Regions from separate parts of the Homo sapiens genome. Here region 1 is linked to region 2. The links are chromatin contacts, found by Hi-C or POLR2A ChIA-PET in ENCODE. All regions are on one chromosome and are shown on one strand. Each heading gives the region's core, a stretch centred on a gene start or an enhancer-like site at or near the end of the contact. The rest is flanking DNA. Distances are from core to core; before and after follow the strand shown.

Region 1 (3,123 bases), core at 193-2,692, 310 kb after region 2:
GCTCCATCAATGGCCTGGAGCAGCCCACAGGAAGCATGGCCTTGGGTCAAGCAGAGTAACATGGTGAGAATGTGGATGTGAACTTAGAGTTTGGCATCTGGGGTAATCAGCCAGCTACTCTCCATCACTCTCCCTGAAGCAAGGGGTCTGAGTGTTACCAATTCATGGCAGCCACAGTACAGAATACTAATAATAGCAATAATTAATAATAATAATTAGCACTTACCAATATGATGCTACGTGTTTTCTATGTATGATCTCATCACCGCTCACAACAACACTAAGAGGTAACCCATTTGACAAATAAGGAAATGCAAGCATAAGGGTTTCTCCCTCCAGAGCTCTCTCCACTGAGCTGGCCAGAACCCAGTTGGCATCCATGTCACTCAGCTATCTGATGCCAGGAATAAACAGGGGATGGCAAATGCCTACTGTCAGCCTCAGCCTGCCGCCAGCAGCAACTCAGTGGCTCTGCTAGCCTCTGGACTCACACCACCCTTCCATGGCTCAGCGTAGGCCTGAGCCTGTGCCTACATCCTTGCGCACATTTTGTGCGGTCCTCAGAAATGTGCCTTCTGAGGTCCGCCGATAGGGAGAGTGTGCGCTGCTGCCTGCGCTAACAGGATTGAGCTTTATATGACAGGAAGACTAATATGGGCCCTGAGCCATGTGCTGCTGGAGAGGAGTGTGGATGCTCTTTGTTAAGCTCCTGGGGTCTGGAAGGAAGCAGCTATGCTCTTGTTTAATTCCATATGAGCAGCTTTTTTATTTTTACAAATAGTCCTCTTGCTGTTAGGGAGTGAGTGAGCGACATAAATCATCATCATGTATTTGGCAGCCAGGATTTCTTGGGCATGGTCCTCATTAAAGTCTTTAGTTGCAGGGTTCCTGGAGAACTTCCTTTGATATCTAAAAACATCAAACTGAAAAGGCCGTGGTTATGAGGAGGAGGAGGAGGAGGAGGAGGAGGAGGAAAGGGGGTGGAGAAGAGGGGGCGGAAGCTCACGAGGACCCCAGAATTGCTATTGGGAAACAGCAAGGCAAAACTAGGACTATTATTCACAGTTACAAAAAAAAAAAAAAATCAGGAGCAGGAGCAGCAGGAGCTATAAAACCACCCTGCTGAACAGAATCCAATATGCCGAGACAAAGAGAGAAAGCGGCACAGGCCAGGCGGGAAGGGTGGGTTCTTTAGGTGATTCACAAAAAAGGGAAAGTTCTCTGAGCCTTTCCCTCCCCAGACCTCAGCCCAGCAGGCCCTGGCCGTCAATGAACTAACCTTTTCCTAAGGCCTTGTCTCCCTGCTGGGCGGGAATCCAATCCCCGGGCAAAGGTCACTGAAAATACCATCACGCTGTTGGCAGTGGCTGTTCATTCACAAAATGAGCCCCTTTGTGATAAAAGCGGGGAGAGCAGACCCGAGGCTTGTGTGCATTCCAAGCCGATGGAGGAGAGCTGCCAACGCGCTCGTCAGTGGGAGCACATGCGGCTCACTTTACACGATTGATGTGGCCCTGCAGAACCATGTACATCGAATTCCTATAAATCAAATCGCATTTTAAATGCACCAGGGGAGCCGGCCATTTAAAGGAACCCTGCAGTGAATCCTTTTGAAAAGTGAAAAATCACTGCTGAATTGATCTATTTTGCCACGAAGTAACAAATATTTACTGAGTGCTTATAATGTACCATGCAAAGTACTAGGCGCGGTGAGCGTTTCTTAAAATGGAGTGTCCCTGAGCCAGGGAAGAGCCCTTGGAGAGGGTTGTTTTGGGTTTTGGTTAAACCAGGATGAGCTAAGTACAGAAGCAGGAGGAGAGACTCCAGCTGGAGCCATATCCTCATGTCACGGCTAAAGGATCCACCAGTTGGTCTCCCTCTGGATAACCAGGCGATATTTCTCATTCATGATGACAAGCAATGCTTAGTGTCTTTTTAAGATCCGAAGGAGGTTATGGCCAGAGGCCCAGGGAAAAGGCCAGGCCCTCCTACCAGGGCATACAACCTGAGTCAGTGTCTGAATCAATATCCACCAGTACTGGCAATCAACTCTTTCTGTGGTTCTTTCTAGGAAACTCACTGCCAAGCTTATTCTTTCTGGGCTCCTATATATTGTTTGGTATACATAGAAAGAGATTTGCATATAACTTGAGTTAATCATATCTGCAAGACATATATAAGTTGTAGCCTCTAACATTTGGGAAATGCATCGTGCTTGAAAACACCTTCAAAAGAGACCCTAAGATAATTGAGGCTGTGGAAAAACAAAACCAAACAAAAGCATTTTCCTGGAATGAACCTGGGCAGACTCAGGTATGAGACTGCCAGCATTGGAATCCCAGATCTATCATGTTATTATATGACCTCAAGTAAGTTATTTATCAGCTTCATATTTTAGTTTGCTTACCTGTAAGATGGGGATAAATAATAGAACCTACCTCAGAAAATATTTGTAAGGATTAAATCAAAAGTGATTTTACGTCTAAAGGCTTAGTACATGCTCAATAAATGTTCATTATCATGACTTTGTAGTTCATTTAAAAAGTAAAACCCTAGGCATACGCTGCATAGTTTTAGAAGTCTGACTGTTTGGTAGGAGCTGGTTGTCAATTGGATGAAGCATCATAAAGGAGGGACAATACGTGCACTAAAATGTTGCCATTGTTTGACTTTATATGTCTCCAAAGGAAAATGAACTCTGTGCAATCCAAGCAGTGTTTTTGCAGACACTATTTAGAGAAGCATCTTTGGCATTTAGAATGGAAAAGGGATCTTTTAAAAAGATCACCTGGTCTAAACTCTTAACTTCATAATGAGGAAAAACAAAACAAAACAAAAAAACCAGAAGTAAGAGATTTAGCCAGGGTATACATCTTGGCTAAAATAATAATAATAATAATGTCTATGACCTTCCAATCCAGGATGCTTCCTGGTTTTAAAAAGGGTTTTCTCCAAAGCTAGAATAAGATGCAATGTGCTTCATCAGATCACCTTTCTTTCCTTTGGTAAGTATCTAGGTTATGAGTAGAAACTGTCAACAATCCCTCTAGATACAATCGGTGGGCAGGGCAGGAAATAATATACTGTCTCCAGGAAGAGAGAGAAAATAGATAGGTAACAGGT
Region 2 (3,246 bases), core at 698-3,197:
AGTTTAAATGTTCTCAATAGACATATCCCGCTCCAACTCTGCCCGCCGCGGCTTGGAAATTACAGCGAACAAAACCCCCAGCCCTGCGCGCTGAGCGCAGCTCTGCAAGCGCCGGCTGCACGCTTAATTGGTTGCATCCGCAGACAAAACCCTCCACTCCGCAGGGTCCCGGGCGCCCCTCGATCGTCCCCTACTCAACCCCCGGCCACTGGCCTTGGAGAAGAGCATTTAATGGCTGCAGCTCTGAGGCGCGAGATCCAGGGGCAAAAGGGGGACCGGGCCCCTGACAAGGAAGCGACCCTGGCTACCCTGCACTCTCTTGGACACTCCTTTCAACGCGCCCTTAGCTGGGCGAGTTAACCCCGTCCTGCGGGGAACCAGGCTCCCCGTAGCCCCTGCCCCGGGCTCCCTCCGGCGGCCGCCGCATATTTAAAGAGCCCAAAAAGGACCAGGCAGCCGGGTCTCCATGCGTTCTTTGTCGGGAGGGCGCGAGTCTTGGGCCACCGAGAGCTTGGAGGAGGGCGCCAAGGGGGCGGCTGCGGCGCGCCAGCCCCCGACCCGCGAGCAGCCCCGGGAGGCGGGAGAAAGAGCCTCCGGCCCCCAAGACTCTAGCCCCTTCAGCCCAGATCGGCCGAAGCGCCCGGGTCCCCGGCACCTCCTTCCTCCCGGGCAGTTGCAAAAGCAACTCGGAAAGCGCCTGCGAGCCCGGGTTTGTCGGATCCCGGTCGCTTCCAGTCACTGGGCGACACCGCGCCACTCGGGGCCGTGCACAATAGCGAAAGTCCGAGGACGCGCTTCGCCCGACCCCACCTCCCGCCTTCCCCGGGCCGCCCGCCGCGGCTCCCCACCTCCCCGCCCGGAGGGTTGCTGGCGCCCCGGGGCCGCGCGGCGCACTCGTGGGGTCTGCGCCGCTCCCCCCGGCCGGCCGGCGGGCAGTGTGCGACGGCCGCGGCGACTGGGCTCCCGCACTCCGGCCGCCCCGCGCGTGTCTGGGCCCCGGCAGTGGGGACGGGGTGGGCTGGTGCCCCCACCGCGCCCTCGTACTGACTTGCTGCTGCTTCCTGGGGCGGCCGCGTCCTCTCTTCTGAGGCGCTGGGGCGGCAGGTTGTCCCTGGGCTGAAGTGGACGGCTGCCCCGCGCCCTCACCGCGTGCGCTCATCCTGCCTCCCGCCGCCGCTACCGCCGCTGCAGCCGCTTCGCCTCGACCGCCCCGGAGCTGCCCAGCACCTTTCGGGAGATGAGGTGATAGGGCTGGGGACGCCGGCGGGGCGAGCGCGAGCTGGCGGGCTGCGAGGGCTGCTGTTGCTTAGGCTGCCGCCGCTGCCACCATCAACACCGGACGTCCAGCGGCTGCCAAAAAGAGAAGAGGGGAGGAGGAGGAGGAGAGGAGGAGGCGCTGCCGGTGGCGGCGGCGGCGGTGGGTGGGTGCCGGAGGTGGAGGTGGCGGTGGAGGTGGAGGTAGCAAGAGGAGGAGGGAAGCGAGGGAGAAGGAAGAGAGGCTTTGAGGTCGCAGAGGCTCCTCTCGCGGGTTGGGATCAGGAGTTGCGGGCACCGGGAGCACTTCGGAAGCGGCTTGGAAAGGGAAGAGACTTGGAGTGAATTGTGTCCCTTGAAATGTTAGGCGGGGAAAGAATTCCTCCTCCTCTTCCCCCCACCCTGCGAGAGAGAGAGAGAGAGAGAGAGAGAGAGAGAGAGAGAGAGAGAGAGAGAGAGAGAAGAGATTGAGATTGAAAGTGCCTTGGGCAGTCGGAAAGCAAAGGAGGATGGGGAGACTCCGCCGGGATAGGGTCGGGCACGGAGCACAGGCAGAGGACAGAGTAGTGGGTGGCACCGCGCCTCCTAGGGTGGCGGGAGCAGGCAGCGGCGGCACCGGAGAGTCGGAGGGGGACGGGCTGCTAGCTCCTGAGTCTTGCACCAAGCGCGCGCTGCCCGGGCTGGAAGTTTTCTGAGTTCCTGCCCCAAGATTCAAGTGGGATGAGTGTGTGTGAGTGTGTGTGAGTGTGAGTGTGTGTGGTGTGTGTGCGTGCACGCGCTTGCGCTTGGGGAGGGGGTGGTGGTGGGGGGAGTGCCCACCTCTAATCGTGGGCGGATAAAGGGGAGGGGGTTGCGCAGGAAGAAAAGTATGAGGAGGAGGGAGGCCAGGCGGACCGCCGAGCCAAGGCGCCTGGCTGCTAGCCAGAGGCAGCGTTCGAAATACAACTGCCTCGGCGGCGGCGGCGCCCGGGTGCCACCCGGAGCCCCGCTCACGTGCTCCCGCCCGGCGGCGGGGTTAAAGGGACAGGCCGGGGATCCCGGGCTGGCTCGCCGTGGGCCTAGCTCCACCCGCCTCTCGAGGTCACCCCTGGGCAGTTGTCCTGGGAAGGCGCGGGAACGTGACTGTCCCGGAGCCACGTTTCGGGGCTTGGCCTTTACCTGCGCCTCTACCGTGCCGAGCCAACACTTTGCAGGAAGCGTCTAGGCTGCACCTCAGGCAGCGCACCGGTTCACTGTGAGTGGGAAGGGACTGCAGTGGAGTGGGAGAGGTCCCCTGACAGCCGTACTCCGCCTCGGAATGCCCTCACCACAGAGCCTGCGGGCGGGCGAGCGCGCACATACACGGAGACATGCATGCAGATACACACGAACACGCGTGTAAGCACATGCACGCAGATACACGTGGACACGGGGGCATTCATGCGCTGGTAAACACCCGCATTTACACACACACACATACACACAGGCACGCAGATAGACATGCACATTCGCAGACACATGCAAACAATGTGCACACACAGAGCGCCCCAGCTTCTTCATTGAACTTTTTTCTCCAGGAAAGACTAGAGGCAACCGAAGTTCCCTCCCCATCCCCCTCCCCGGGAATCCGATGTTCCCAGGGTAAAGGGCACCTTGTAGATTCCTAACACCACAATTGCACTCACTGCCCAACTCTCCCTTCAGTTTACCTCGATTTAACCTTCTGCCTGAGAACTCTCTTTCTGCCAAGTCCTAATTTTATGGCCTGGGCTGTTCTGAGTTATGTGAACACCATAATGGCCACAGTCCGTTTTTAAAAGGTGGAGTACATTTTTAAATGTACCTCTTTTCATCCTTGAATAACACAAAACTCTGAAAAAATTAGGTTCAGATTTTCACACATCACACCCAAAATTATTTTGGACTAATTCCAAAATAAAAACTTTCACCTGGGGAAGAATTTATTTTTTTCAAAGATACAGACCACCGTGGAATAAAAACGCCTACTTTGCA

Evidence for each region. Hi-C counts contacts between places; a loop is a spot of excess contacts on that map. ChIA-PET counts read pairs that join two places held with the same protein, here RNA polymerase II (POLR2A).
Region 1: a map of A673 shows a loop between it and region 2 (4-fold over the local background). The contact joins the enhancer-like site here to the promoter of HMGA2 in region 2. A Hi-C loop is called at or near these places in 1 of 168 maps with a recorded cell type or tissue (A673). POLR2A ChIA-PET finds 5 or more read pairs at or near these places in 3 of 52 experiments (AG04449, AG04450 and WTC11).

Annotation. Positions count from the first base shown.
Region 1 is chr12:65,509,015-65,512,137 of GRCh38, reverse strand. The region is part of intron 2 of MSRB3-AS1 (MSRB3 antisense RNA 1); the gene reads left to right. Among named protein-coding and RNA genes, the nearest start is that of LINC02454, 92 kb to the left of the region's middle. Within about 2 kb of position 1,442, at least 6 of the 41 ENCODE cell types and tissues checked have a DNase peak (open chromatin) inside an H3K27ac peak, as active enhancers do; they include A673, where a contact is called at or near this core.
Region 2 is chr12:65,823,184-65,826,429 of GRCh38, reverse strand. HMGA2 (high mobility group AT-hook 2) reads right to left here and starts at 1,947. Exons shown (of 5, transcript NM_003483.6): 1 at 1,049-1,947. The coding sequence starts at 1,159. It also overlaps the pseudogene RPSAP52. RefSeq lists an enhancer at 220-827.